Linked DNA regions of Mus musculus: all the other regions are linked to region 3. Evidence: chromatin loops called from intact Hi-C (ENCODE). Cell type or tissue: heart. All regions are shown on one strand. Each heading gives the region's core, and the rest is flanking DNA. Links, peaks and the distances in the headings are about the cores only. Region 1 has its middle 61 kb from the start of Gm39517. Region 2 overlaps Gm364 (predicted gene 364). Region 3 has its middle 130 kb from the start of Gm25851.

Region 1 (10,873 bases), core at 1,642-9,641, 570 kb after region 3:
CCTCCTCTTTCTCCTCTTCTCTTTCCCTCCTCTTCCTCCTTCAGAAAGTCTCACATAGATCAGCTACCCTCAAATTCATAATCCTCTTGCCTTAGCTGCAAGAGTACTGGGGTTCCAGACATGTGCCATCTCACTAGATTCAAGATGGACTTCCTTTTATCCTCTGGTAACACATTTTGTTTTGTGTCATATTCCAAACTTATAAAACTATAAGTGATTCTGACCCAGGCTATGTTTAGGTATATATAGAATCGCTAATTTTTCATCTTCTAAACTAACAAACTTCTAAATTAGCATTTGCTCCTTCTGTGTTATGCTATGGGAATGCAGTAGTGATGAAGCCTTTGTCCCTGTTGGGATGAGTCTAGCCCTCAGAGGTTTTCAGATAGACAGGCAATTAAAATATGGAGTATCAAGGACTCTGAACAAAGAGTGTCCAGGTACACAAGCTGCACAAGAAAGATAAATGTAGAGGGTCCAAACTCATGGTGGAAGGGTGAGTCCAGTCTTTGTCATGCTTAACCAGAGGCCTGAGAGAGCAATAGCTATGCCGGTTTACAAGACTATCTTCAATACCTAGGAAAGTGTATCATAGGGTTCAATAAATGATACTTAAAATGAAATCCATTGAATCAATACTTCTCCCTTCCATTGGCTCAGCAGAAAACCTACTTGCAATGAATATGCACTAAATAAATAAGTGAATGGGAAACAGCTACTTAGGAAAGGAGGCACCATCTTACTTCCCTAACTATCCAGTTCAGTTTTACCCTGAGTATGTGATGTGGCCTACTTGACACTGCGTACTGGGACTTAGGGATGGCTAGGACACAGGCCGTGTTTTCAAACTACTCATTATCTCCTAGAGATGCAATACAGAGAAGTGTGGAAGTAATGACCAGGTGCTTTCAATTCATTTGAGTTTGAAAGACATCTGTTACTCTTACTGAAGAAGGATGCATTGGAAAGGCAGGTGTGGCTTGGCAAAGCATCTACTAACACTCTTCTTAACCCCATAACAGCCTGGACATATTCTCAGAAATCCTGACAGCTAGAAAATTAATCTTATCAAACATCTTACTTTATTTGTTTGTAGGCACCAGTATTTGAGTTTTTGAAAATAAAATCTGCCTCAAATATATAACCAGATGTCAAAGGGATGCAAATGTCATAAAGATCCTTTACTTTGGTTTGAGGTTCAATAAAATTAACACTTGTTCAAGTAATCCATGAAAGGAATTGAGGACCCTAGCTAAGGACAAGAATATCTCTAGAAATAGAGGGGAGAGGGAAGATTTGTATATATTGATTAGAACTTAGACTTGGAATACAGACCCTTAATTTCTTTTGTGTTGTAGTTGGTTGGTTTACCTTGTTTAAGATAAGGTATCACTATGGAGCCCTGGCTGGCCTGAAACTCTAGATAAATCTGGACTCAAAATTGTAGTAATCCTCTTACTTTTGCCTCCTAACTTTTGGGATTATGGACATGTGTTACCCTGCCCAGCTAGACTCTTAGGTCTAAAGTTATTTTTGTTATTGTGGTATCCACCACAACGAGAGAAATTAGGATTCTAGAATGGACCTATGCAACAATGGATAAACTAGGTGGAATGGCAAATGTTGAGGTCCATGGATGTGGTTCATCCCATAGACATGTTTTGTTTGTTGTCACAGCCAAATAGAAACCAAAAAAGTTGGGTCAAGAGTGGTGAGATGGCTCAGTGGTAAAAGCAGTTGTCACTAAGCCTGACAACCTGAGTTTGCTCCCCAGGACCCATATGATGTAAGAAGAACACTGAGTCCTGTGGGTTGTCTTCTGACCTCCACAGAGACAATGTGGTATGAATGCATGAGCACATTTGTACACACCCAGACACACACAAACAAGTAACCAACTAAGTACATAAAATAACAACAATAATAAATAAACAAACAAAAGCACTTTCATACATTTAGCAAGAATGAGCCCTGTGATTTGCCACAGCTTCCACTGTTCCCTATTACCTCCCTCGCTCGCCCACTAACTCAGGTTTCCTGTTACCTGCTTGACCTTGAATAAGTATTTGGGTTTTAGATCCTTATTCTATGGGGGTTTTCTTCTAGTTTCATAGCTAGAGAAGCAATGCTTCAGACTGGTGCTATACAACCTTTACACTTGGTGGCAGGGCATTTGTAAGTGCCAAGAGGTTAGCAAATGTTGGGGTTCAGGAGCTGTAGCTGTGCTGCTGTCCTGGCTGGGATGAATATACAGGTTAGGATGTTGTCCTCCAGAGAACTGGAGCTTTCTGTCTGTAAACTGAATTCTTTCTCACTACCAGGCCATTCAAAGTGTGTTACCATTTGGTTCTGTTTTCTGTTCTGGTCCTGGGGATGGGATTCAGTGCTCTCTAACTCAGCTGTATCTCCACCATCGGCATGCTCAAAGTAAAAGAGAACCCCCACCCCATACATACAATGAAGCTGACATTGTAGTCATCAAGGACTGGGAAGGTTATTTACTTATTTATTTTTATTCTCTCTCTCTCTCTCTCTCTCTCCCTCTCTCTGTCCCTCCCCCTCCCTCCCTCCCTCCCTCCCTCCCTCCCTCCCTCGAAACTGGAGAAGCAATATACTCAAGTTGCCTGAAGGGCAGGAAGCAGGAGCAAACTAAAGAGCAAGGGGTGGGGATGAGGCTCAGCCACAGAGTGTTTGCCTACCATACGAAAGGTCCCGAGTTTCAATTTTAGCACAAAAAAAAAAAAAAAAAAAAAAAAGGAGCTCAGAGTTTAATGAACAATAGTAAGGAGGAAAAGGAAAGAGACAACAAAAACCAAAACCAACGAACAAAACAACAAAAAAACCCACTTAGGTGGGACATGATAGCGGAGCGCCAGCTCTGCCCCTTCCTGGTCATAGGCTCAGACCATAGGAAGTTGCCTAGAATAACTATTTGGCCCAACCTCGTTACTCTACAGAAGGAAAGGATGCCAGAAACACATGGCTTGCTCAAGGTACACAGGCATTTGCTAAGCTAAATGTTAAATTAAGTAAGACCTTAAGTTCTCTTTTACCATGCAATGGCAGGTAGGCCTATTAAGGATCATTCAATCCTGGCTCTGTTTTCCATAGTCAGTGAATTGTAGTATATCAGGGTATGAAGGACATTCATTCATTCAACAGTAAGCACCCACTGAAACAAACGTAATGGCCAAAAGTTCCTGCTACTAAGCCTGATGACCTGAGTTTGATCTCCAGAGCCCACATGGTATAAGAAATAAACCAACTCCAGCAAGCTGTTTTCTATACGTGCACCATGGCATGCGCATGCCCATGCACACACAGTAAACAAATGCATTGGAAAGAAAGTTGCTCCCCCTAAAACTCCATAAGCTCCTATTATGCATCAAGCATTGTGCTTAATTCTAGGGACCCAATATTCAAGAAAACATGTTCTAAGGCTAGGCTCAGAATATGGACTGGCAACTGTCAAGTGTCTCATTCAGGCACTGCTTTCCAATAAATTAGAATTTGAGTAGCAAACCCAAATTGCTTGTATCATTTTTATTTTTCTGGTAGCTCCAATTAAAAAAGAGTGACAAGAAACATCTGAAATTAATTTTAATAATATATTGAATTAACTGAGTAGAGAGTTAAAACATTATCAGTTCCACATGTAACCAACATAAAATAGTTAATGAGATATTTAGAGTTCTCTTTTGGTTACAAGCGTTGAACATGCAATATGCATTTTCCAATTACAGCACACCTCAGTTGACACTAGCCACATCTTAAGTGTCCAATAGTCACATGTGACCAATGACTTTGATACTAGACACTATAGGTTCAAGGTAAATAACAATAGTTGTCCACTAACACCTAGCTTTGTCAAACACTAGGCCAATTTCCCCGTAGCCTCTTAATTTATAAATTCACAGCTTGTGAACATAACCGTGATATCTCATGTCACTTTGTGCTGCTATGAGAAAATACCCAAGACTCAGTAATTTATAAAATTAAAAATGTAATCTTTCTCAGTTCTGGAGGCAAAGTTCAGGCGGTTAGAGCCAGGTGTCTCAGCTTCCAAGAGGAAGCCTTCAATTCAGTGCGCTCTGAAGAGGAGGAAAATCTAGGGGCTGAGGGTGGGGGAGGAGATGGAGCAGGAGAGGGCCAACTGACTCCTCAGAGGCCTTTTAGAGCAGTACCAGCTTAGCCAGCTCCTCAAAAGTCTCCGCCTCTCAGAATGATTGCACTGGGGACAAGGTTCCTTTCAATTTTATTTTAGACATAATTATTTTTATTTTATGTGTATGGGTGTTTTGCCTGGATGTATGGTCTTTACGTGTTTACAGTGCCTCCTGAAGCCAGAAAGAAGGTGTCAGAACCCCTTGCTTGGCACTAGAGTTATAGTAGGGGCTTGGGAGCTGCTGCCGTGTGGGTACTGGGAATTAAACTCAGCAATCAGTGTTCTTCACACCTTAGCCACCCCCCCATGCCCTTTTAGGCCCTGTTTTAAACATTTTTGATAGTTTTCAGATAGTGCACTAGGAGATGGGTATCTTTGTGACATTTTCATTCATCTGTCATTATGCTTTGTGATTACTGCCTCCTTCATGTTCCTCCTGCCATCGTCTCTTCTTACTGGTTTCCTTCACCCCAAATAGTCCCCTCTTCTGCTTTCGTCTCTCAAATATTTCATTACCCTCCATCTGTTTAGACTTCTTCCTCCCTTCTCGTAGGCCCTGTTCTATGCCCTACACACAAGCGTGCAGCATCCTATCCCCAATACTTAACTGTAACGTGCAGGCTCGGGCAGAGGTGCTTATTTAAATCATTGAAACTGTGAAGCAAGTTGATAGAAACAGAGATAGGTGGGTTCCAGAATACATGACATCTTTTAATTTTTTATTAGTTGCTATTATTATATGTGAGAGGCAAACATAATGTTGTGTGCATGTCATGACACACATACAGAGGTCAAGGGACAGCTCTGTGAAGTCAGGTCTCCTTCTGCCTTTACTTTGGTTCCAAGGACTGAACTCAGGCCGTCAGGCTTGTATTACAGCGTGGACTTTACTTGCTGAGCCAAGCTTCCCAGCCCCAAAATACAGGCTATCTTAAGCCTTTGGCGATGTCCTGAATTTAACTATTTGTAACATGTCCTAAGTCACTTTAGCCAGTAATCAAGAGGACCAGTATCCACAACAGCTTTGCTATTATTGGTGTTAGAAGCTCCATGCCAATTAAAGAGGGAAAAACCAAAATCGGGGAGGCTCCGTTTTTCCTGGTAAACAAGTCTAGATAGTACCTAGAAGCCCAGTTCAAGCGTCTGCTTCAGGACACTAAATTATTTCAAATTAGCTCATCAGAGGAAAACCAGAATTTTAATGTAGGTTCACAAGATCTAAGGAACACAAATGAATCAACAAAGAAACAGTGGCATCTGTTAATCTGAAGGGTTTTAAGGTCTTCAATCTTAGCCTAGGACAATGCTATCAGTATAGTAACTTTAGAATTAGGGTCTTATCCTGGACCTTCAATCCCCTTCGTATGAAAAGGACCTTTGTATCTGGCTTTTATTTTCTTCAACTATTTCTGCTTATTTGCTGCCAGTGTTCACGGAGAGGCTCTTGGCATCTGTCATTTCCTACCAAGCAAGATCAGTATCATTCGCAGAGCATAACAGACAGCACAAAACAACATCACCAAGTGACTTGCTACCTGCCTGCCTTCTTGTGTGAGAAGGATACGTTTTAAGAACCCACCATTTTGAGATTTCGGAATACATTCTAAGTGGGCTCACATTTCGTTCTGTTCCCAGGGTTAAAGATAATCTTAGTTCTATTTTTTTTCTTCCTTCAACTCATTGAGGAGGAAGTGATTTGCCTAATTGCTTACTACAATGGGAAGCGTCTGAAGTCATGTCTAGTATGCAGAGCATTTCCAGGTATTTCCTGGTTTTGAAAAGTCCCACGTGTTTCGTGGTGTTATGGCTAGACAACAGATCTTAGGTCCTTGCTCCAGTGGATATTTTGACCTTAATCTCTCATATCAGTTAAGACAAGAATTTGTAAGGTCTGTTTGTTTGTTTTGTTTTGTTTTGTTTTGTTTTTCTTTTTTGAAGGCTACCATACTTTTCCAGGTCAGGGAATTTCGTGAGCATAAAACATAGTGTGTCTCTGCTTTCTCTTTTTATGATCACATATAGTCAAGAAAAAATTATTCTCATTCCTCAACTCATGTTGGGTCCCAATTCCAGTATGATTATGTCTACCATTCCAGTCCTACCTATGTGTCACCTCCAAATCTGAAAATAGGGTTTGACAGTGACGAGTGTGCCCTCTGCTGACCGGATGTCTCCTCTGCAGTCATGGCCACAAAATCCACTGCCTCAGTTACCTGACAGAACCATTAAACAGAGAGGAGACATGGATACCAGCTCTTGCAAAGCGTCACCTCCAATGCCCTTCATCCGTCCTTATAATAAGAAAATTCTGTTGTTTTCACTCTAGAAGTTTTCAAGTTGTGAATTTCTACCAATTTAGCCACAAAAGTACATTTCTAGTACTTACCAGTCTCCCACCTGACAAAAAGCTATACCGTATAAACAGCACTGTCAGAGCACGCTATAATTCAGCACAATAACAAGCTTTTAAAGCAGGGTTTTAAAAGAACTCTTTTTCTGGGAGCATGAAAAGTAATTAGAAATACATTTTGAGTCCTTCCTAGATCCTCGGCTCTCCTGGGGTATGCTTTAGGATGCGTCACTTTTCTCACACGCCTCCTCCCCCCCACCCCCGCCCCCACCAGAGCTGCCGTGTGAGCCTGTGTCTCATTCTCAAGTCTTTTCAGCTGGAGGCCTCCTGCGCCTTCCCAGCTTTCTACCCGGGCCTCTCCCTTCCCACTCCTTTTCTTTCCGTCTTTCTTTCTTCCCTGCCGGAGATCAAGAGAGGCACCTCCAAGGTTACATGCAACCCCACAGGAAGAGACCTTGGCTGGGATACTGGAGTATATTTGCCACCTGCAGAGAAGTGCAGCCACCAGAGGGACAAACACCAACCCACTTGAAAGCCTTCAGTTCTTGGGCCTATTTGCCTATGGGATCAGGGTAGGGTGGGGGTGGGCTGCAATGTCATGGCTGTCTTCACACGTTCTCAAACCATCTCGTGGGAGGAGACCGACCCACAGTTTGCCTTGAAGTTCTAACTCTGTGAATTTTGGATTCTCCTCCAAAGTTCAGGCTTTGAGAGGTCAGGAAAGCGATCCTGACTCCCTGGGGGTTGGGAGGAGCAAACGCCTGTGGATAAGATTCAGATTGAGGCAGGACAAGGACCAGAAGGATCACCCGAAGTACCCAGTATGATGGAATAAACCCAGGACCAGCCAGAGAGAAGCTCTAGAATGCTTCTGAAAACTGAATACTTCCGAATAAACAGACCCTGAATATTCATTCAACCCTAAGACGGGGAAAGAAGGGTTCCCAGTGTCACAGTACCAACTACCAAGTGGCCAGGGACCACTACTTTGAACCCCTGGCGTTGTTGGGGGTTGGGGGGGGGCACTGCTTCCAAACCTAAGAAAGGAGACTACAGAGTCCATGTTAGGAATTTTGAGGATGAACCAAGCTTCAAGAGTGGTGGTGAATCCAGAAAACGTTAACTACATTCTCGATTACCTGCTCAAGTCAGAGTCTGGTTTATGCTTATTTAGAAGCTGGGAAAAGATCGTCTGGAAAAAGGTTAGCATCATTTGGTTTGGTGAGGAAACAGGGTAGATTATACAAAGGGGCTGTTGGGAATGAGGAGGAGGGAGAAGGGGTTGGGCGGGTGGGTGTTGGTGGCTGGGGCTTCGTTCTGAATTAGAACTTCTGTCTCTGGGGTTTTCAAGGACAGTTAGAGGAGAAACCGGACTCCCCTGCAACTCCAAGGACTGGCTTGTAAACTTAGTACAGTTGTTCCTTGGTTAGAGGTTTCATACGTTTGGTGAGCACATTTGGCAACCTACGCGCGAGGGGAGGGGGGTAGATAGGGAGCTATGGGCGGAGAGTCAATGTGTGCCCGCGGGGTGGGGGTGCCGCTAAGTCCTGGTGTGGCTATACGCATGAATCGTGCCCAAGCATTTTGTGCCACCCCCACCCGTTTTTAACAGATGTTTCTGAAAGGTCCCTGGGGGAATTTCAGGTCCACTTTCCTCATAGGAAACCTGAAGTGTCTGGAGCTCTGAGAACTGTGCCGCACCCCCATCTCCCAGGCTTGTTTGGGTTTGCGATAGGTTTCTTTCTGTTGCCGGCTCCCCACCTGCGCCAGATCCGCTTCCCACCCTTGCCGCTCCATCCTCCTGGCCCTACAGGAGCTAGAGTTGTCCCAGACCTCAACTTGAACCAAAACCCCGTGCCCCTTCGCCCTCACTACCTGTATTTCTGGATTCTCCAGAACCCTAGGCTGGCCGCTATGAATGTGTTGTGTGGCTCAGTGTTGATGCAATACAATGGCACCGTGAACGCGGAAAAATAAATAGAAGGACAGGGCATATGACTCTCCGTAGTGAAGTCTTCGAATAAATAAGAGGCTGAGTTTTCACTGTTGAATGTAAATTCCTTTGAAGTGGAACTAATCATTTCAAGATAGTTCACGTTGTCCTAACAACGCGGGTGAATGGCAAGGACCCTTCTTTTTGTTAAAGATATGTTTTCTTTCTTTCAGTCAAAACTGATGATGATACCCCTTTCACGCTCTGTCCTCCAGGATCGTAAATCTCCACTCCCAGCTACCCAACCAAACCATACTTTCAGAAGCCAAGGCCCCGCGGGTGACCGCTTTCAGGAGCGACTCGAGTGCACTAGTTTCACGTCCACTTGTCCCCTGCCAACCCCCAGTGGGTCCCGGCACTAGAAGCCCACTGGGGTCCACTTCCCGGCCGTAGGGGGCGCTGCGTCCAGGGAACTGCGGAGGAGCCAGACTGCGCTGGCAGCTGCCTACTGGATGGGAAAAGTTCTGGGACACACAGATTGCAATTAAACACCAGCAGGATAGATATGGTGACTCCCACACCTTCCAAGTCCCTTGTTAGTGTTTCCCTAGCCTCGGGAATGTGAAAACTTGCAGAAAAGCTGTGTTCTTCTAGCCTGCACTTATAAAGTAGCCAATGCTTACTTACTCTGGGGAGAAAAGGTCACTCCCAAACAATCCAGTCCAGCCAAACCGTTCAGATTTTAACTTTTTTCTCCCAACGGGAGCTTCCTTTAACAATCCCGAAAACCGTTGCGGCCCGTGCCCCTGGCCTCCCCGCCTAAAGGCTTGTAGCCTGCCCCTCTTTCGACGTCCTGGGACCTCGAGGCCACGGTTTATGCCCCCAAAGAAGGGGGCGGGCTGAATTTCCGCGGCCTAAGAAAGTACTCTGGAGGTGAACAAAAGTTACTTCTAGTTCACCTACTCAGAGAAGTGGAGGTGTGGGGAGAGCGCTCCAAAGAGCGCCGTGAGCCCACTCTTGGACCCTAGGGATGCTAAACCTAGGACTCGGGTGGGTAGCTGGCTTCCCCGTGGGTAGCTCTCATTCTTCAGCCCACCGAAACAAACAAACAAACAAACAAAACCAAAAAAACAAAACCAAAAAACGAGCAAAAGTGAAATGCTTCGGCAAACGAAAGTAACTGATCCGAACAGTGACAGGATTAGGTCGGCGCTGGACCGGTCCCTAGAGGAGCGGGGTGAGCGGAGTCTCTCCAAAGAAACTGGGCACTTGGTTCCCAGCTTCAGTCAGGGCCAGGATTGGATTCCTGGAGGCCTAGCCCAAGCTTCACTCATTCCCTTTTTCGACGCTCTAGAGCACTATCCTGTGACAAGTGAAGGGGATTCCTAAATTCTCATTTATTCCCTTTGCGTCGCGTCTTGCGTCTGTAGAAAAGAACAAGGCCCTGGTCCGGGTCCTAATGTGGACCCTTAGCATTTGCTTGGGTTTTAAGCTCTTCTCTGCATTGCGGAGGCGGTGTGTGTGTGTGTGTGTGTGTGTGTGTGTGTGTGTGTTTTCAGAGGCAGTTTGCTCCTGACTAGAGATCTTTTAATACATGAAGCCCGTGCAGCCTTAATAAAGCCAGCGAACCAGGATGGGAGGGCCATCCCTCGCTCCCCCCCCACCCCCCCACTCCCCGCGGTCTAGGTGGCGTCCTACTGCCTGGCCCAGTCAGCACCGCCGCTCTTGCCCCGCTGTACGTACCTTGCCAACAAAGAGAATCTAATTTAGTGGACCCTCAGGATGTCAGTCAGGGGAAACAACTTGGAGAGAGTTCACCAGCTGGGCTACTCCGACGAAGTTGGAGCCGGTCTTTGGCTTAGCTTGTGTTCTGATTACAGAAGCGACTGCTTCTTTCTTTGAAACAAAACGAAACAAAGATTCAAAACTCGACTGCAAGACGTTCTGCTGCTAACTCCGAGAAATGAACTGGGCCCTGCAGCTGCTTCTACGCTGTCCTTTTATGTCCCATACTCAGAGTTATCCTGTAAAATATTTGGATGGCTTTCGGGATTAGCGTTGTTTTTGTTTGTTTGTTTGTTTGTTTATTATTTATTTATTTTATTCTTTCCTTCTTCACAAGAGCCAGATTGGTCAATGGGTCTGGGTAGCTATGGCATTCCTGCTATAGCTCCCAAATGCCCTTCCTGCCTCACTTTCTGCATCTCTTAAGGTATGAGAGACCAAGTAACTTCCCACTCATTGATTAGTGAAAGAAAACTAGTGTTTAATGAAATACAGTGTTGGCAGCACACAGTAGGTGTTCAAAAGGACCTTCTTTATTTCCATACTTTAGGTCCTGAACCTCTGACTCACACACTTGGATGATCAAAAGGAGTGAGGGAAAAAAAGCCCGCTTGAGTGCCAAAGGTGTTTCAATTCTTGC
Region 2 (10,873 bases), core at 1,998-9,997, 1.1 Mb after region 3:
GGTCATATACCTGTATGTGAGAAAATCTTTAATAAACATGTAAGTTCATATGATAAGTTAGATAGAATGGAATTTTCCACTCAAGACAAACTAACTGGAAACTTATGGCTATGGATTTAGCAGGTTTATGGATGCTATATGAGCCTGCTACAAGAAAAAAAAATCACTCTAATTTATGTTTTGGGTGTGTTGATTATATAAAACACAGTTTGCAGTATATTCAGAAAACAAGCAAAATGAGTTAACATAAGGAACTCAATAGATTCATAGAAATTTAAAATCCATCAATTTGCAAATGTTTACAAAAACCAAAACTACATAAATTATACTACCTTGCAATGATTGCTATATGTATCTTACGTTTCACGCCAATTAAGAGCTTCTTAAAAGTGATATTCATAGTCATGAGAAACACACAAAATATAACCAGAGCTAATAGCAAACAATTCTTTAAGTAAACTTGTACTTCTAAACAAACGTATACAATTCTATACTTTCTGACGGCATCATTCAGTGGTTCTCAACATGTGCAGTACGACCCTCGAGGGAGGGGAGGTGTCGAATGCCGTTTCATAGGGGTCACCTAAGACCATTAAGAAACACAAACATTTACATTATGATTTATAACAGCAGCAAAGTTATAGTTATGAGGTAATAACAAAAATAATTTTATTGTTGGGGGTCACCACAACATGAAAAACTATGAGAAGGGGTTACAGCATTACAAAGGTTGTGGATGGCTGATATAATATATAAAATTCTAGACAGCAGAAATGTGCTATAGTCAAGGTGCTATACTCTAAGTAGAAACTCGATAACTGATAACTAAGCAGAACACATATCAAGTTGAATCAAAATGTGCAGTTTTTACTTACAGAAATTTTTATACGGTTAAATTTGGCAATGTCTCTCCAGATACTCCTTAAGAGGAGGATAACCACCAGTCCACACAAGAAAAGTACCACAAAAAAGGAGTTGACAAGCCTAGAAATGTTCAGAAAGAAATAAGCAGTTAGGGTTGGCAAGGTGGCTCAGTAGGTACATGTGCCTGCCACCAGGACTGACAGCCTGGGTTTGATCCCTGAGACCCATATGGTTTCAGGAAGGAACTCATTCCTTCAAGTTGTTTGCTCTGTCTTTCCCTCTCTCTCTCCTTCTCTTCCCCCTTGTCTCTCTGTTTGTCTTTCTACACACACGTGTGTGTGCACACACAGAGGCACATGCACACAAGGACACACATGCACATTCACACTCTACACAAATGAATAAAAATGCCTGTGCTGGTTGGAATAAGAATGGCCCTGAAGGGCCCATATATTTGAATGTTTAGTCCTTAGTTAGTGGAAGAGTTAGGTGTTACCTTGTTACAGGAGGTGTGTCACTAGGAATGGGCTTTGAGTTTTGTTTTGTTTTTTCCTTCCAAGACAGGGTTTCTCTGTGTAGCTCTGACTGTCCTGGAACTTGTTCTGTAAACCAGGCTTGTCTTGAACTCACAGATATTCACCTGCCTCTCCGTCCCATGTGCTGGGTTTAAAGGTGTGTGCCACCACCACTGCCACTACCCAGTGGCTTTGAGGTTTTAAAAGCCCATGCTATGCCAAGTTTCTCCCTATCTGCCCCCAACTTGCTAAAAACGTCTAAGCTGTGGGTAACTGCTCCAGCGCCATGGCTGTCTGCCTGATGCCAGGCTCCCCAACGTGGGCTAACCCTCTAAAACTGGAAGCAAGCCTCCAAATAAATGTTTTCTTTATAAGTTGCTTTGGTCATGGTGTCTCCTCAAAACAATAGAAAAGCAACAAAGACAAATGAAATAAAATCCTTTTCAAAGAAAAAATGCTAAATATCTGTTTAATTGTGTTTTGTTTTGTTTTGTGGGTCTTTTGAGAAGAATCACCAACCACCTCGCAAAGGCTGTATGTATCCTAGTATGTATCCTTACTTCCAGCTTACTTTTATAGCTTTCTTCTGCCCTCCGTTGCCTTATTATAGAAAATGAGAGTTGTGGAGCAACTATTAAATATACACTTTGTTTCTTTTCTATATGATCTCCTAAGCTGTCAACTGTTCCTCTCTCGTCAGCTCTTTCTAACCACCCCGAGATCACTGTGGGATCAGTTTATGCATCTCTCAAACCCACACTGAAAGTGCTCTTTCCATGGTCAGATTTCCAATTATGTGGTTTGATCCACTGGAAGGTTCCTAAAGATTCGAGATCTTTTACTTGGAAGATACTTCAATGGAAGCATAATTTAAGCAGGGGCCTTTCTCCTTCATTAACCACGCGGAGACAAGAGTGGTACTCAGGATAAGAGGAACTAAAAGAACATTCTGTCAAATAAATGGATGCTCTCCGCCAGACATTATTTCCATACAGTCCACCCAGCAGTATAACCTGCTTTGATGAGGTGGTCAATTTGAGAGCTGTTTGTCAAGTTTGAACTGACCTGAAAACGTCTTCCCTACTGACTACCTTTCATTGTGCTAGAAGGTACTAGGCAAGTTTCTAGAAAGAAAAGTTTCAAAGATATACCTGCAGCCAACCCTGCATGCTCCAGTTACTGACCTGCCAAGTAATATGTGACCACTGGCAAGCTAGTGGCATGAAGATTATTGGAGCAACCAACTGCTTTTGGATTAGATTTGAGGCCTTCTCCACAGAAAGGAGTTTAGGGCTGGTGCTATACAGATAGTCAAAAGTCCATTAAGGCTAGAGAGGTCACAGGCCATGGATGGAGGGGAATTTAAATGACATGCTGTTAAACTGCCTTCTAAATGTTTATGTTTAAGTTCATAGATTAGTTCTGCCCTCAAACATGATCGAAGAAGCTTCTGTCGACAGTGGTCAGCAGTTAATCCAGAGGCTCATAACTAGCCAAAATGCTGAAAGTAACTGGCTATTGAGTGGCAAGCCTTAAATGGGACATCTATATCAACCCTTACCTCCAAGGGAACATCACAGAAGAGAAACAGAAAGACTGTAAGAGCCACGAGGTAGGGGCAAGTGCTGTGAAATGCTGTCTTTGAAACATAACATAGTCACGTACCAAAAACTCACTGTAGCTATGATTAACTACCCAAGATCAACAATATGAATCAGTCAACTTTTTATCAATCGGCACTAATTCTATTCAGTACGTTATTAGCATGCAAAAAAAAAAAAAGGAGAGGGGACATGTTATGGTGCCTAGGGGGAGAGATGGGGGGAGCTTGGAATGTGCATTATCAGGCCCATTGTTGGCATGTGTGAAACTTTCAAACAATAAAAGATAGTCTCCTTTTTAAAAGCTGCTGACTCATCATATTAAGTCTTTCAATAATCTCTTTCCAGTTTTCATGGCATTCCCACCTCCCACTACCTAGCAAATTGCAATGTTTTCTTACTCTTGGATTTGCTCAGACCATCTGAGCCCATAGACAGACAGTGTGTTCTATTTTGTTTGCTATCTGTCTCTTCCTCCTGCCTACCTTCTACTTTTTACACCATATTAGGTTGACCTATTTTCCGGCTACTGTCCTCCAACTGCTGAGATTACTAGTGTGTGTCACTATGGCCAACTCTGGTTTTCATCCATTGCATAAAGCTTACTTCCACTTATATCATGCCCACCACCACCCTCCATGTTGTCTACATGATGCTGTCCACAAGGAGAGACAGTATGTATGACATCACTGGCTCCTTTCCCTTCAGCATAAATAGTATATGTAAAACATATTTTCTTTTCATCAGATATGTTTAGAAGCTGAAGAGGAGAATGAGAGGGGAAACTGGCCCAAAAGAAATATCACTCAGTATCACCAGTAGTGATAAAATATCTTAACTTCAAAGTAAGTATCTTAACCCTGGGGGAAACAAACAGGAGGATCCAGAATTTAAAAGTACCCTTGGCTATACAGCAACTTCAAGGCAAAGCTGGGGTACATGAGACAGTCCCGAAGCAATAAGAACTAAAGGGTATTTAGAGGAGGAGACAACCAAGTAGTAGAGCCCCTGCCCTGTGTGTACAAGATCCCAGGCTCAATCTCCAGTGTGTCCTATCCCCAGCTAAAAATCACAGACAGTTATCAAGCCTCAAGCTACTTTGAGCATATTTCTTAAAGTGCTTACCTAATCCACTGAAGGCTGGTCTCGGCGGTACTGTCCAAATCATAATCCCCTTCCGAGGACCACTCAGTAGCTTTACTCTCCTACAATGAAATAGAAAACCAAATGACTGTGCCTGACCTTTGCTATGCAAGCATAAAGAAGCCTATTCTGCATGGAGTTTTGCCACTTCCAGCTTCATGGAATCACGACATCCGCCTTACATATGAAGCTTGCTTTCAACTAGGAACATTTAACCTCATGACACGAAAGAACTAGAAGGCAAAAGCAGATTGATCTCTGTGAGTTCAATGCCAGTCTAGTCTACATAGCAAGTTTGAGGGAAGCCAGGGCTATAGAGAAAGACGGCCCCAAAACCAAAAATGAAAAGATAAAAGTATGAACTAGGAAGAAAATTGCTGCTATCCAACAAAAACAGCATGTTTCTATTACTTTTTATGTAGTCCCACCAGATACTTGCCTTTTCCCTTTTATCCTGATATATTTCCATTTACACTGTAACCTTTTTTTTTTTTTTTTTTTGGTTTTCCGAGACAGGGTTTCTCTGTGTATCTCTGGCTGTCCTGGAACTCACTCTGTAGACCAGGCTGGCCTCAAACTCAGTGATCCACCTGCCTCTGCCTCCCAAGTGCTGGCATTAAAGGCGTGCGCCACCATGCCTCGCTTTTTTTTTTTTGTAACTTTTTATGATACTTGCAAAAATACATAAACTTTTATATAATGGCCACTGTAATATTTGTAAAATTAAATACCTACAACCAAAAATGCCCTTTGGGATTAAAATTAGGTAATGGCAATCTGTGCACTGCAAGAGATATGTCTATGAGACAGAACTGGTTTTAGAAAAGTAAGAAGTGCATATAGCAAAATTATTTCCAGCTGACAAGATGGCCCAGCAGGTGCTTGCAGCATAAACACAGGGCAAACTTGATTCCCATAACCCACAGACAAGAAGAGAATAGACTCTACAAAATTGTCCTCTGACCTACACACACATACACACACACACGCACACACAAACACACACTGAGCACACATAATAATATTGTTAATTTTTAAAAATCTTACCCCCACCAGAAAGTCATATACCTATATTACAGATGCAAACATTTTTTTTCTGGAAGGATAAATTAGAAAAAAATCATGTTATGCTTTCATAAAGAGAAATTAAGGATAATAGGATAAAGGTAGAGAATTTTCTTACACTTATTCTTTTTTTTTTACACTTATTCTTTATATACTATCTACAAATATACAGCCAGTCTCAATATTAAAAGACAACTTGTTTACTACAACTCAATTATTTGGCTCTTTACAATTTAGTGGTCATTCCCAGCTATATAGTTGAGTTCAAGGCAACCTGTACTACAGGAGACTCCATCTCAAAACAAACAAACAAACCAAAACCAAAAACAAAACAAAACAAAAAAATCGGGAAAAAAAAAATTTCAGCCAAAACATCAGCAGTGTTTAGCATCATTTTTGCACCAAATACTGCCATCTTCCGGAAACACTATGTCATGACATGTATTAGTCATCCCAAAGAAAAACTATCTAATATAAGGCACATGAGAAGAAAATGACAAATATAAAAAAATAGCTAAGTAACAGAGAACCTATTTTTGATCTGATTAAATTAATTAATTATTCTTGGCCTTTATTCCAAAGCATCAAAATCTTTTTGTAAACTAGCAATTCTTGTAAGAGATATGTCTATGAGACAGAATTGGCTTTAGGAAAGTGAGACGTGCATATAGCAAAATTATATTTTTCCAGCTGGCAAGATGGCAGCAGTGACAAAGTAATGAGGTGGAGACAAAGACTTCTTTATGCACAGTATAGTACCCCATGTGTTATAGTCAATAGAAATTATACAGAGACTGAATTTTGTAGGGGACCTGATCTTTAGACCAATGGTTTTCAACAGAAGCACAGTCTACAAGGCAGAGTAAAAATATGTAGCTGCTACTAGCGTTCATAAAGCCAGGCATCCTGCAGTTCACAGGAGATGTACATAACAGAAAAGGGAGAAGGACTGTGCTGTATCCCACACTGTCCAAATGCCCCACCCAAAATTCACGTAGGTAAGAAGCTGCTTATGACCCTTTGATTGTAGCTCTGCTTTAGAATATTTTATGTTTTCAGTACACATTAAATACTCCCACCCAAGAAGGCACTGTTTTAAGTAAACTGGGAGAAAAATAGTACTATACTTGTCTGGGAATGTTACCAAAATTTGTTGACATTTCAAGAAATCATAGCATTGGAAAATAGCAGTATTTGGGCCAAAAAATTTACATAATTTGCAATCTACCTATTATAACACTGACAATGATTGTACACATATATGCAAACATATAAAATGGATAAAATACATAAAGGGTATATTATTTTATTAATAGTTACTACTATTTCTCCTTAATGTTATTATGATGTTACACTAGTACTAGTTAAAATTAAATGCATAGACAAGTTTTGTTTTCTATTAACTATTAGTATTATGGTAGAATAGCATAGGGAGATTGCAGAACATTTGTTATTAAAGGACATCAATCTGACAGAGTTAAAAGCTGCTGACCCAATTTAAATTTAACTCCCTCATTTTATTAGAGGGAAACTGGGGTCCCAGGGAAGTGGGAGAATGAACTTCCTTGGAGTCACAAAATTAAGGCAGGCCAGACCGCAAATCTTCTGATTCTTCATCAGCTATTGCCCTATTCTATCTGAATGTCAAAACTGCACTTCCCAACAAAACAATGTTATAAGGCTAACAGGTGTAGTTCGGGGTTACAAAGCATGCCTACACACGCAAAGCCCCGAGTTCCATACTCCACACTGCAAAACAAACAAAACAGGCAGCTCTGTGATGTTGGTAGAGTCTCAGGCTAGCTCATAAGCAAAGCTTATTTAACTAGAATTTACAACCAAAAGAATACATCATTAGAATGTAACAAACACATCTTTGTTCAATAGTATGAAAACAGTAAGGCTCATATGTGCTCACAAACTGAAGCAGCAAGTACAGGGACTGCAGGGGGCTGCCACACGCCCTCTGCTTACATTATGGCTGATAGCTTGGTGGGTTTGTAGGACTCCTAACCGTGGGAACTGGACTCATTTATCTCTGACTCTTTTGTCTGCTCTTGGAATCCTTTTCTTCCTATGGGGTTGCCTTGTTCAGCCTCCGTATCAGGGTTTTTGTCATGCCTTATTGTACCTTGTTTTGTGGTGTTTGGTTGTTGTCTCTTGGAGGCCTGTTCCTTTCTGAAGAGAAAATGGAGGAGGAATGGATCTGGGGGCAAAGGAGACATAGGGGAGGGGAGGAACTGGGAGGAGTGGGGGTAAGGGAAACTGCACAGTATAAGAGAAGAATCTATTTTCAATAATTTTTTAAAGTAAGGGTTATTTTTATTCTGTTGCATTTTTAATTGTTTGGGAAGTTAATACAAGCATGTAACATAATTTTAAACAAATTCATCTCTCATCCCCTCCCGTCTAACTCTTGCCATATCCCCTACCACCTTTCTCTCCAAACTTCATTTAATTTCTCTCACTAAATGAACACTCTGTTAAAATAAGAGTACATGAATTGAAGTATTTGGGTTTTATTTTTTATTTTCAAATAGGCTCACACTATGTAGCTTAGGCTAGCCTCCAATTCATGATTGTCCTGCCTCAGACTTTTCAATGCTATAAAATAGTTTATAAAACAAAAGTATTATGAACACATGCATTTTAGACCAGCATTCAATGATTCATAATAGACACTCAATATCCATAATTCATAATAGAAAGTAATGAAGGTGACTTCATAAGAATTCAAATATTTGTCATAAAAATGGTGTTCAATCAAATAGTAATATAAATGATTCATCATTCCTTTTGAATAAATGTTTTATAAACTGTTTTGTATTATTTGAGAACATGTATCATTCTCTGAAGATATTAAACTACATTTACAAAGATTCTTAAATAAAAGGCGAAATAAGGTGGAGGCATGATGGCTCATAGGCTCATGCTGATGATCCCAACACTTAGGAGGCTAAAGCTGGAATCACACAAATTCGAGGCCACGCTGTGCTGCAGCATTAGATCCAGGGCAGTCTATCCAACATCATTTTTTTTAAATATTTGGACTATTTATTCCTTTTTTATTGGATATTTTCTTTATTTACATTTCAAATGTTATCCCCTTTCCTGGTTTCCCTCCCTCTGGAAACACCCTATCACATCCTCCCTCCCCTTGTTTCTATGAGGCTGTTCCTCCACCCACCCACCCACTCCTACCTCCCTGCCCTCGACTCCCCTTAGTCCTATAGAGGCATCTATCAAGCCTTCATAGGACCAAGGACCTCTCCTTCCACTGATGCATGGCAAGGCTGTCCTAAATATAGTAAAAGCAACATACAGCAAACCAATAGCCAACATCAAACTAAATGGAGAGAAAGTTGAAGCAATCCTACTAAAACCCAGGACAATTCAAGGCTGCCTACTCTTTCCCTATCTATTCAATATAGTATTTCAAGTTCAAGCTACAGCAATAAGACAACAAAAGGAGATCAAGAGGATGCAAATCGGAAAGGAAGAAGTCAAGATATCAATATTTGCAGATGATATGATAGTATATAACATCAACCCCAAAATTTCCACCAGATAACTCCTACAGCTGATAAACAACTTCAGCAAAGTGACTGGATATCAAATTAACTCAAACAAATCAGTAGCTTTCCTTTATACAAATGATAAATGGACTGAGAAAGAAATTAGGGAAATGACACCCTTCACAATAGTCACAAATAATCTAAAATATCTTGGTGTGACTCTAACTAAGGAACTGAAAGATCTGTATGATAAGAACTTCAAGTCTCTGAAGAAAGAAATTAAAGAAGACCTCAGAAGATGGAAAGATCTCCCAGGCTCATGTATCAGCAGTATTAACATAGTAAATATGGTTATCTTACCAAAAGTAATCTACAGATTCAAAGCAATCCCTATCAAAATTCCAACTCAATTCTTCACAGACATAGAAAGAACAATTTTCAAATTCATCTGGAATAACAAAAAAAAAGCAAAAACAAAAACAAAAAACCCAGGATAGTGAAAACTATTCTTAACGTGGTGGCACATGCCTTTAATCCCAGCACTTGGGAGGCAGAGAAAGGCAGATTTATGAGTTCAAGGCCAGCCTGGTCTACAGAGTGAGTTCCAGGACAGCCAGGGCTACACAGAGAAAACTTGTCTCAAAAACCCAAAAAAAAAAAAAAAAAAAAAAAAAAAGGAACTTCTAGGGGGCTTCCAGTTTCCTTCTGTGCCCTGGAGCTGATCCTGTGACACAGCACTCCATACCCAAATACAGTCAGGAAAAAGCTAGCCTCTCAGGAGTACCAACAAGCCCAAGAGGGACCCACTCAGAGTCATCAAGACAGGGGAAGCAAGGAATAGCTGGGGACAGTACCCTTCTGGTTTCCATCTACACCCCTGAGCTGACCCTGAGACACAGTTCTCCATACCCAAATTCATCCTGGAGTTAACTGGTCTACCAGGAGTACTGACACACAGGCTTATATGAGGGACAAGGCACAGTCAAAGACAGCAAGAGCAGCTAACACCAAAGATAAACAGATGGCAAGAGGCAAGGGTAAGAATATAAGTAGCAGAAACAAAGGCTATTTGGCATCATCAGAACCCAGTTCTCCCACCACAGCAAGCCCTGGATACCCCAACACACCAGAAAATCAAAACTCTGATTTAAAATCAAATATCATGATGATGATAGAGGATTTTAAAAGTGACATTAATAACTCCCTTTAAGAAATACAGGAGAACACATGTAAACAGGTAGAAGCCCTTAAAGACAAAACACAAAAATCACTTAAAGAGTTACAGGAAAACACAACCAAACAGGTGAAGGAATTGAACAAAACTATCTTGGATATAAAACTGGAAATAGAAACAATAAAGAAATCACAGCAGGGTGGTGTTGGCGCACGCCTTTAATCCCTGCACTTGGGAGGCAGAGGTAGGCGGATTTCTGAGTTCGAGGCCAGCCTGGTCTACAGAGTGAGTTCCAGGACACCCAGGACTATATAGAGAAACCCTGTCAACAACAACAATAAGAGAAAGAAAGAAGAGAGAGAAAGAAGAGAAAGAAAGAAAGAAAGAAAGAAAGAAAGAAAGGAAGGAAGGAAGGAAGGAAGGAAGGAAGGAAAGAAAAGGAAGGAAAGAAATAAAGAAAAGAAGTCACAAAGGGAGACAACCTGAGAAATAGAAAATCCAGGAAAGAGATCAGGAATCATAGATGCATCCATCACTAACAGAACACAACAAACAGAAGAGAGACTATCAGGTGCAGAAGATACCATAGAAAACATTGACACAACAGTGAAAGAAAATGAAAAATGCAAAAAGATCCTAACCCAGAACATCCAGGAAATCCAGGACACAATGAGACGACCAAACCTAAGGACAACAGGTATAGAAGAGAGTGAAGATTCTCAACTTAAAGGGCCAGTAAATATCATCAAGAAAATTATAGAAGAAAACTTCCCTAACATAAAGTAAGACTATGCTGGGGCCTAGCAAACACAGAAGTGGATGCTCACAGTCAGCTATTGGATGGATCACAGGGCCCCCAATGGAGGAGCTAGAGAAAGTACTCAAGGAGCTAAAGGGATCTGCAACCCTATAGGTGGAACAACATTATGAGCTAACCAGTATCCCAGAGCTCTTGACTCTAGCTGCATATGTATCAAAAGATGGCCTAGTCGGCCA
Region 3 (10,873 bases), core at 1,321-9,320:
AGCAGAGACCGTGACTCTTTCAGTTGATTTTTCTCATACACTTAAACAACACTTGTACAGGGATGCTACTGACCACAGTGGGCTAGGCCTTCTCCACACCAATCATTATTCAAGAAAATCCCCTATAGTCTTGCCCATAGTTTAGTGTTATGGCAGCATTTTCTTAATTGAGGTTCCCTCTTTTCATATGACCCCAATTTGTGTCACACTGACAAAAAACGAACCAACACAACAACATAGCACAATTCTAAGAGATGAACAGGTGGATCATCTGGGTCTCACATGTATTCTTCCACATCTACATTTTGTAACAATATCCTACCTCCTCTCCTGCTGACCCCTGTCCAAAGAATGAATCTCCCCCCACCCCCCACTGTTGATTCCTGGTACAGAACTCCAATGTGCACAGGTATCAGTTGTAGTTTTAGTACAATGTGACTCTTGTACTACAAATAAAATACAATTAAAATAAAAATTTCAATGTTTTCCCCTCAGGGATAGAAAAACTACCCCAAACTCATACAGAAATAGAAAAGTCCAAAAATCTAAAGGAATCTTGAACCAAAATTATAAAGCAGGAGACCTCACACTGCCCAATTTCAAAGTATACTACAAAGTTATAATTATAGACACAGCATGGTGGTGCAGGAATAAAAACAGACACAAAGTCCAATGGAACAGAGAGAAGAACATGCACACATTTTTTGTCAATTTATTTTCAACTAAAATGTCAAAAACACATAATGGGGAAAGGAGACTATTTTTGATAAAGATACTGTGTAGACACATTCAGAAGAATAAAACTTGATCCTTATCTCTCAGTATATAGAAATGTCTATTAAAAATGGGTAACTTCAGAGACAAAGTTTGGAGTGGAGATGAAAGGATGGACCATCCAGAAACTGCCCCACCCGGGGATCCATCCCATAATCAGCCACCAAACACAGACATTATTGCATATGCCAGCAAGATTTTTCTGCAAGTACCCTGATATAGCTGTCTCTTGTGAGGCTATGCCAGTGCCTGGCAAATACAGAAGTGGATGCTCATAGTCATCTTTGGATGGAACACAGGGCCCCCAATGGAGGAGCTAGAGAAAGTACCCAAAGAGCAGCAGGGGTCTGCAACCCTATAGGTGGAACAACAATATGAACTTACCAGTACCCCCCTCCCCCGAGCTCATGTCTTTAGCTGCATATGTTGCAGAAGATGGCCTAGTTGGCCATCACTGGGAAGAGAGGCCCGTTGGTCTTGCAAACCTTTATATGCCCCAGTACAGGGGAATGCCAGGGCCAAGAAGTGGGAGTGGGTGGGTAGGGGAGCAGGGCAGGGGGAGAGTATAGGGAACTTTTGGGATAGCATTTGAAATGTAAATGAAAAAAATATTTAATAAAAATTTAAAAAAAGAAAATAAATATCTAAAAAAAATGGGTAACTCCTAACTGGAAGATCTGAAATAATTACACTGCTCAAAGAAAGGAGATATATCCATGTCATTTGATGGAGCAGCAATTTTTACAAATACTCAAAAAAAAAAAAACACCAGACAATAAAAACAAATATAGACATTTGAGATTACATCAAACTAAAAACCTTTTACAACAAAAAGAAAAGAATCAAAAGTATGAACAGACATATAGATAGGAAAGAAATATATGGAAGACTGTTACTAATAACCAGAAAGTATAAATTAGTACTATAATGTCATATCACCTCACTCCAGTAAAAATGACTGTTATCAAAAATACAAAAGGTAGGGGCCAAAGAGATGGCTTAGTAGTTAAAGGTCCTGAGTTCAGTTCCCGGCAACCGCATGGTAGCTCACAACCATCTGCAATGGGATCCGAAATCCCCTTCTTAGGTGTCTGAAGACAGCTACAGTGTGCTCATATACATAAAATAAGCAATTCTTTGAAAAAAGGCAAAAGGTGTGCTGACCCATGCTAGTAATCCTAGAACCTGGAAGGACAGGCAGATCTCTATGAATTCAAAGCCAGCCTGTCTACATAGTGAGTTTGATACCAGCTAAGGCTGCAGAGTGAAACCCTGTTTCAAAAATAAAATGAAGAAATACAAATAACAATAGGTATTAGTCAAGATGTGAGGAAAACGGAATTGTTTTACATTCTTTGTGGATTAGTACAGCCATATAGAAAATACTATGAGAAGTTTCTGTTCTTGTTTACTTGAAATGCAAAAATATATTCCATGTTTGGATACAGGTTGAAAAGAAATGAATTGGTATTATTTAAGAGATAATTGCTCTCACATGTTCACTCCATTGCTATTTATGATAATCAAGTTACAAAATCAAATTATGGATAAAGAGAGAAAATGTATTATGTATACATAGTAAAATAGTAGTCAGACACATGAGCAGAGATATTCTATGGTTGTGACAGCAAGGATGAACATGGAGGACATTAATTGAAATAATCTTGGTCCAGAAAGACAAATACATATAAGTTCTCTGATTGACACCTGCATGTTGTTTTAGTTAGGGTGTCATTGCTGTGAAGGGACACCATGACCAAGGCAACTTTTATAAATGACATTTAATAGAGGCTGGCTTACAGTTTCAGAGGTTTAGTCTATTATCATCATGGTAGGAAGCATGGAATCTTCCAGGCAGTCATGGCGCTAGAGAAGGAGGTGAGAGTTCTACATCTTTATTTGAAGGCAACAAGGAGAAACTATTTTCCAGACAGCTAGAAGGAGGGTCTCAAAGCTCACCCCCACAGCAACATGTTTCCTGTAATAAGGCCACACTTACTCCAAAAAGGCCACACCTACAAATAGTGCCATTCGCTGGACCAAGCATATTCAAACACCACATATGCCATGGCATGACCTTGCCGTGTGTGTGTGTGTGTGTGTGTGTGTGTGTGTGTGTGTGTGTTATGCTAGGCTCCTGTCTAAAAGCATTATAGACTATCATTAATAGTGTCAGGAATTGGTTCTTGCCCATGGAATGGGTCTCAACTTGGGCCAGTTATTTATTGGTCAGCCACTCCCTCTGTCTCTGCACTTGTATTTATATTTTTACAAATATATAAATATATAATAGTAATAATAATCATCATCAAAGAAAAAGAGACTATGAATGCAAAGAGAGCCCAAGGAAGGGAGCTATGGAAGGACTTGAAAGCAAGAGTGGAAGGAAGGAAAATTATATAGTTATACTTTAATTAAAACATATATTCAGGGGCTGGAAGATGGCCCCTGAATAAATCATATTTATTAACACACACACACATACACACACATATATGTTAATTTAAAAACATTTTTTATTTCGTGAACATTTTGCCTGTGTGTACTGTGAGTCCCTGGTGCCCACTGAGGCCAAAAGAAGTGATTGTAAGCTACAATGTGTATGTTGGGAATTGAACTCAGGTCACCTCATGAGCAGCTAATGCTTTCAACCACTGAGCCATCTTCCAGCCCCTGAATATATGTTTTAATTAAAGCACACTATCATCACTTGACCAAATTATTCTTTGTATTTGTATTTGATCATTCAATGTTGCTTTTAAAGTTTATATTTTCTGCTGATTTGTAATATGTGACAGAAGATACTATTTACGTTTCATATTTGTTCTGAAGATCCCGCCCATTTGACCCTGGTCTTAATCTTGTGAACTTGACCTTGTCTAATTTTCTCCTTCAGGCTTTTGACTTGCCCTTGTTGCAACATCCATATACATTTTAGCCTTTAGCTGTTTTGTTCTAAATATGGAATGGATGACTAGGTTCATGTATATGATCTGTTTATAAGAATATCTTCAAATGATGTTGTCCCTCAATATTTTTGAGTTTCTCTTACAAATCTTAATCATGACCTCTTCATCCTTCATCAGATATTCGTAAAATCCACCCCCTAATGTGATTATAAGAGGATGAAGAAAACAAGTTAGTGTATTTATAGTGAAATAATATGGAGAACAATTTCTTGAAATCCTCGTGGTTGATAGTATATATTGAGCAATGCATTTTTATGCCTATATCTTACATAAGTGACACTAGTCCCATAGCTCAGACTCTGAGGGTGAGAAATCCTGACTACTCCTCTCACATTGATGCTTATAATGACTGTATCTACCTGCCTTCTGGTTTTCGTGTTGTGGAGAAGCCTCTGCATTATCTCTTAAGTAATGGGCATTCCTGCAGAAGCATAAAGTTTAGATGAGGCCAGGATTCTAGATTTTTGGAGCAGGCTGGGGAAATGTTTTAGTGGGTAAAGGTACTAGCCATACAAACCTAGCAAACTAGGTTTGATCCTGGGAATCTAAGAAAAAAGCCTGCTGCTGTGGTGCTCATCTTTAATCCCAGCATTGCTAGGACATTATGGGAGGAAGAAACAGGTAAAATAGTGGGGATACTGAAATCCCAAGTCAACTAGCCTGGAGTGTGTAGCATAGCAACATTAATAAAAGAGAACATTCCCAAAAAGTGAAGGAAAAGAATCAACTTCAGATAGTTGTCATCTGATATTTATACATGAGTCATAGCATGCATATATGTGTGCATACACACACACACACACACACACACACACACACGCACATGCACCTACGCACACATACATGCAGGGACATGCACTCACAAACACATGCACATACACTCATTCATACATACACGCACACACATGCACACATACTGTTTTGTTTTGTTTTCGTTTTTTGACACAGGGTTTCTCTGTGTAGCCCTGGCTGTCCTGGAACTCACTCTGTAGACCAGGCTGGCCTCAAACTCAGAAATCTGCCTGCCTCTGCCTCCCAAGTGCTGGAATTAAAGGCGTGCATCACCACTGCCCAGTGATAATTAATTCTTAAAGCTTGTAAATAGTGTATCAACCCAGACTTCCCATCCTGAGAATATGGTGTGGATCTTGATGAAGTCTGTGACTGAAGGAAAATTTTCTAGAACTGTCAGCCATGACCTGTGAGGAACAGTCCAGTGTCTGCAGAATGTGACAGAAGAGGATCGTTGACTTCTATACCTCCACTAACCCCTCACAATCATCCTGAAGCATGCTAATGTTTGAAAATAACAGCCCTGGAGATCAACTCTGTATTTGCCTCCATTCTCATTAAAGTCCGTCTGTCTATGGGAATTCCAAGGAAGGAATGATGATCAAATGAAATTTTTAGAATGGAGATACCTTTGGCTTTAAATAACATTCAAGTAATGAAAATCAAGTTTTAAGAGAGTAAAAATTACTTGAATTATACATGGAATTAGAATTTTGTTCACTAAGCAAGTATTGAAAGGACATTTTGTGATAAACCCTTATTCTCTAACATATTACAAAAGCTGAACAGGATGTGCACTATCTGAAGGTGTTATTTTAACAGCATATACAGTATCCTGTAGCAGAAATCACCCACATTTCCAGTGTTTGGATTTTGTCATCCTGCTGTTATACTTTTTTTGTCCACTAGTGGACACTGTTGCGCTTTTAAAGCTAGTTTTGATAATGATAAGGAGGCAAAAGACGGCATGAATGGAAAAGTAAAATCAAAATTAACATATTCACAGTCTTTCTACAATATGCTTATTTATTCAGCATATAACAAGCTAATAATTGTTTATGTCAATCATACTTAGAATAACAAAGTTAGAAACAGCTAAACTTACATTACTCCTGAAGATTATCTTTACAGCAGGGGAGCACTGCTTGATGGCTAATCACAAACCTAAACAACAAAACAGTGTTCTGTTCCTAAGAGAAATAACATGATTTCTCTTCATGAAAAGTTATTTCCCACTTTCCGTTCCTATTTTTTCAAATGTCTTTGTTCACTTTGAGAATACTGTCAACATTTCTTCAAGGTTTAACCAAATATGAAAAACAGAGAATGATAAGCTATCATTAAAAGGTGTACCTGGGATAATATTTGGGCGACAAAATACAGTGATTGGATTTTAACTAAAATATAATTTACTATAGGGAATTAAATTCTGAACTTAGAGATTTAAGAACTTCTGTCAGGATCATTTATTCTCGGATCTATTATGATATGAAGTCAGTAATTATTTTGAAATATTTCAGGAAGGATTTTTAATAAAAAAGACTATGTTTTATACAATAAAACCCAGGAATTAATGCCATTCTTAACTTTTTTGGTGCTGCCTGACTTTGGGCAAGTTGCTGGCCTTCTCTGGTCTGCCCCTGCCTTATCTAAAAGAGTGCAAATAGATAACACCTTCTGAGTATGTTTATTATGAGGAAGTGCTAAGTAGTGTAAAGAAAGGGTCTGGAAAAGTTTCTGGTTCAAAGAAGACTGTCAGCAAATATTCTTTTTATCTCTATCCCCTAAAGAATCTAAAGGCTGAAATGAAAAGGGTTGACATGTCACAAGAGTCATAGCTTTCAGATAAGTGTGGGAAACAACACTCAGATAGTTTGTTAGTTCTTCTTTCTCTATCTAGTACCTGAGTTCTTTGAAGGAGATTCTTAGTGTGTTTTTTTATCACTGTTAGATTCCTAGTTCCTGACAAACACATGGTCTATATAATAAACAATAACAGAAGAATGACTTTCAAAGTTCATAGTTAGAATAGTACTGTACACAAGATTAGTACATGCCACACATGCACAGGCAACAAGGAAATGAGTAATTCTCAAGGAAATGGGTTTGAATTCTAGCTCTATATAAGATCCTCAAGGAAATCATGAAATTTTAGGGACATTTTAAGATCAAGGAAACAAACTTTGAATCCTTATTGGTAGAAACTTAAGGGGCATCAACTAAATGGTAGATGAAGTCTAGTTAGTAAAGTTTTTAAATGAAGATTCTTCGGTACCTACTGCCAGGCTGATAAGAGTCCAAAGTCATGCTTGGCACCCAGTTTGTCTTTCACCTTTTTGTCCTGGTAGAATAGGGAGCTGAATGACTTTTTCTTTGCAACTGTCTATCCTGCTTTTAGACAAACAGGGAAAGTCTAGAATACATTTTTCGCATGTTTCTTGCATACAACTCAGCAATCATTCATATTTGAAGGTGAATGGTGGGCCATCACCTATAGGGAACAATTCATATTTGATGAATGAATATGCCACTTGATCTTAAAAACACAGTTTAATTCATGTAGCATGTTATGAAGATGGAGAAATATTTCCAGATGTCTTAAACCTGACAACTATATATAGGGACTTGCTTGGCCGTACTCAACAAGGCTCTCTGTCAGTTCTAGATCACCAGTCCACTAGGTATCCATATGAAAGTCAAAGGCCAAGAAAGCTTAGAGTGAGATAGGATTTCCTGCCAATCTGCAGACTCAATCATGTTTGAACACAACCTACAAACATCCTGTAGAGGCTGGCAATATCACATTAATCATGCCACGTTTTAGAAATGTAAGCTTGGCCAATATCTTAATATCATGTTCTTAGATTCTGTCATTCCCTACCCTCATGTCTCCCATATATTAGCCAAATGTGCCTTACTGCTATTGGTCTTGAGTATCATGCTAGTATATGGTGATCACAAGAACTATTATGCTCCTGTGTGCATGAGAGAGGGAGGATAAACTGATTCTCCATGACTCACTTATAAAAGGTTTCATCTCTACTTTTTGCAAAGTTTAATTAAACTCTTTCCATGTTTTCCCCCGTGACAAATGCTTGATTCTCTACCAAACAGAAAGCCATATCTCAAAAAGACAATTTACTTTAATTGAACAGTATTTTGTGGTCCAAAAGAATTTAGACTAAAAGTTAAATGAATCTGGCTTATATTCTATGCTCCTCTACTGTCTGTCTAGATCTACAACTATGAGCATCAGTTATTTTGTTTACAAAATAAGACTGACAATACCTGCCATATCTATACGACTTATGGCAGGCTGTAGAAAAGGAATTTGAGTGTCTACTTTACCTAGAAACCTCAGCAAAGGTCCCTTCCCAATCCCAGAAGTACTTTGCTGACTTCTTTTCCATTGTAACTACACCAAAGTGGGTCATCACATCATCTCTGTGTTCTTTTTGTAAGTGTTATGCTTTAGTGTCCTGTGCTACAAAATCCCTTGGTGGACACACTAAACTTCGTAAGGGCCATCACCTCCTTTGTTAGGACATCTGAGAGCTTAGTACTCACTGCAAAGTAAAGATGAAATATGAATCCTAGACCAAAGAGCCATCTAAGAAGATTCTAGGATCCTGTTATTCAAAGTATAATGCATTCAGTGGATACCTATCCAAACGTGACAGTTATGGCACTATGTCCATAGACGACATACTGATGCAAGAGCTTGTGAACTCTGAAGGACTTCACCCTTATCCAGAGCCCATGATCTTGTCCAGAATGATCCTAGACCACATGATTCCAATTCTAGAATGTCTTGGCTTTCTATATTTCCACCTATAATATCTTCAATTTATACCAGGTTCAGTAGGGCATAACCTCATCAGAACTAGAGGGAAAACTACATTTCAGTCAGGAATCACACTCTGTTTATTAGGTGTTTGGAACTCTTCTGGGTGCTTTTCCTGAGTTCATTCACTGAATGCTCATTCCAACCCTCTGAGTAGGTACTATTATTCTTAAAGAAATCACATAGTTATTAGGTAATTGAGACAAGATTCCAACCTAATGCATTTTTTTTCTTGCAGTCTTCATTACTACATTATGTTCCACTATATCTCACTATTAAGTTGACCTCCAAGCTCAGCTTTACCATGAATGTGGAATGTAACTTTCTTTCATGTGTATGTATCCCTTGGCACTTGATCCCATATAATTTTCTTAATGGATACTACTAGTATTACTTACTGAACCACACAAGACCTTAACTTCCACTTCCACCATCCTGATATTAGCCACCACTAGTCTCATGGTGATAACATTAACAATGATTACATCAATTATTTTGTTTTGAAAAGTATTTTAAAGATGAAATTCTTTTCTAGTGGTTTTCTGAGACAGGGTTTCTTTACATAGCCTTGTCTGTCTTGGAACTAGCTTTGTAGACCAGACTGGCCTTGAACTCACAGAGATCCACCTGCCTCTGCCTCCTGGGTGCTAGGCTTAAAAATGTTTACCACTACAGCCCAGCTAAAAATATAATTCTTGAGTGAACTGCTAGTTCTTGCTGCCAGGGTCAGAGTAACACTACTACAGTCTTAGGGTTGCGGCACCATGCTGGTTGCTGTGGTTCATAGGTGTCATGTCTGGGTAGAACTATTGGTTACGTCCCTCCTTCTGGTCCAATGAAAACTAGTCCTCATGGAGGAGGTTTTCAGGTCAGTCTCAGGTTTGGGAGTTTTCTGGTTTGGGAATCTGTGTCTAAAATGCATGGTGTATTCATCAATAGGGATCTACTTCCCACCTCTTGTGGCCAACCATGGGTAATAGCAATGGGTGGTTAAGTTTTGGGAGTCTCTTAAACAGCTTTGGTCAACAACTCAAAAGAAGGCTTCTCATACCTGGTATTGAACTTTTGTTATATGGTCTTTGGCTCTTAGAGAGAGCACTGTCAGCCCAAATGGGACAATTTCATTTAAACTATGCACAGGTGTTTATATATAGAATATCATGTGTTTATAGGGCTATTTTAGCTAGATAGTTAATAATATGGTGTATTATAATTTTCAGACATCCTTATTATTATAAGAATGTCTACCTTCTTTTGTACTTATATCCTGCCCTTCCCTGGCTAATTAGAGCCCCCATTTTTCCATCTCTCCATCAGATCACTTGTACTATTCCCCTCTCCATTGCTAGCTACCAAAATTCATACCCTTATCAATTTCCCATCTTACTCTCCTGGTTTATGCAGTTACTCCAAGATATGCACTGAAAGTGTGCCTGTAAAGGAAAGTGATGTCATGGAACTTGGAGGAGAGCCAGCTACTGCCACTTTACTGACTCATCAGAATCTTTAAATACACTATAAATAATTGTCCTTATTCTGAAAACAAGTGTCATTCCCACCCCTCATTGAGGAAGATTCTTTTTGCAACAAAGACTATTACAGAAACCCATAACAAATCAAAATGTAGTCCTGTCCCAACTGATACATCTACAACACAATTCCCACACCTAAGGTTCAGGGATCATGTGGAAGAAGGATCAGAAAGATTATGAGAGCCACAGGACCAGAGAATTTGCTCTTAGTGATGTCATAAGCCACATCTTAAAATTTCTCATCAACATGTCTACCTAAGCATGAGCTGGACAACTAGAACAAGAATAAACATGCTAATGTGGACAGGCAAAAAACATCTCAGGGGGCCTCAGTCCTAGACAAAGAGCAGGCTGTATGTATGTGTTTTAAGAATATATATTGAGGGTTGGAGAGATGGCTCCGGGGTAAAGAGCACTTGACTGCTCTTCCAGAGGTCCTGAGTTGAATTCCCAGAAGCTACATGGTGACTCACAACCATCTGTAATGAAATCTGATACCCTCCTCTAGTGAGTCTGAAGACAGCTACAGTATATATATAATAAATAAATCTTTTAAAAAAAAATATATATATATATATATATATATATATATATTGAAACCGGACAGTGGTGGTGCATGCCTTTAATCGCAGCACTTGGGAGGCACAGGCAGGTAGGCACAGGCAGGTAGTTTTCTGAGTTCGAGGCCAGCCTGGTATACAGAGTGAGTTCCAGGACAGCCAGGGCTACACAGAGAGACCCTGTCTCAAAAAAAAAAAAAAAAGAATATCTATTGAAAGAAGAGGTCATTTAAAAGAGGCCAAGAAAAGGTGCGTGGGAGGTTTTGAAGGGAGGAAGGGAAGAGGAAAATGATGTAGTTATATTGTATTTAAAATAAAATAATAAATGAATAAATACAATTTTGTGTATCTATATGAATACATAAGACTCAGGCAAGTAAACAGAAAATTCAAAAGGAGTAT

The links. Peaks named below come from ENCODE experiments on the same cell type or tissue, not always from the same donor. Only the 100,000 strongest peaks of a DNase experiment are listed, where the experiment ranks them.
Region 1: it touches region 3 in a loop (7-fold over the local background); 7 of 42 quality-filtered maps call a loop at or near these places.
Region 2: a loop joins it to region 3, with 14 times the contacts of the local background. A loop is called at or near these places in 17 of 42 quality-filtered maps.

The regions. Positions count from the first base shown.
Region 1 is chrX:57,919,488-57,930,360 of GRCm38, reverse strand. No RefSeq gene overlaps it. Among named protein-coding and RNA genes, the nearest start is that of Gm39517, 61 kb to the right of the region's middle. In heart, for the core only: a CTCF peak has its summit at 6,330 (motif pointing left); no DNase peak of the experiment used is centred there; H3K4me3 peaks cover 1,513 bases; H3K27me3 peaks cover 2,456 bases.
Region 2 is chrX:57,426,521-57,437,393 of GRCm38, reverse strand. It overlaps Gm364 (predicted gene 364), which reads right to left. Exons shown (of 17, transcript NM_001128625.2): 8 at 4,106-4,185; 9 at 876-984; 10 at 1-10. Among named protein-coding and RNA genes, the nearest start is that of Gm364, 23 kb to the right of the region's middle. In heart, for the core only: a CTCF peak has its summit at 5,608 (motif pointing left); no DNase peak of the experiment used is centred there.
Region 3 is chrX:58,485,629-58,496,501 of GRCm38, reverse strand. No RefSeq gene overlaps it. Among named protein-coding and RNA genes, the nearest start is that of Gm25851, 130 kb to the right of the region's middle. In heart, for the core only: a CTCF peak has its summit at 5,442; no DNase peak of the experiment used is centred there.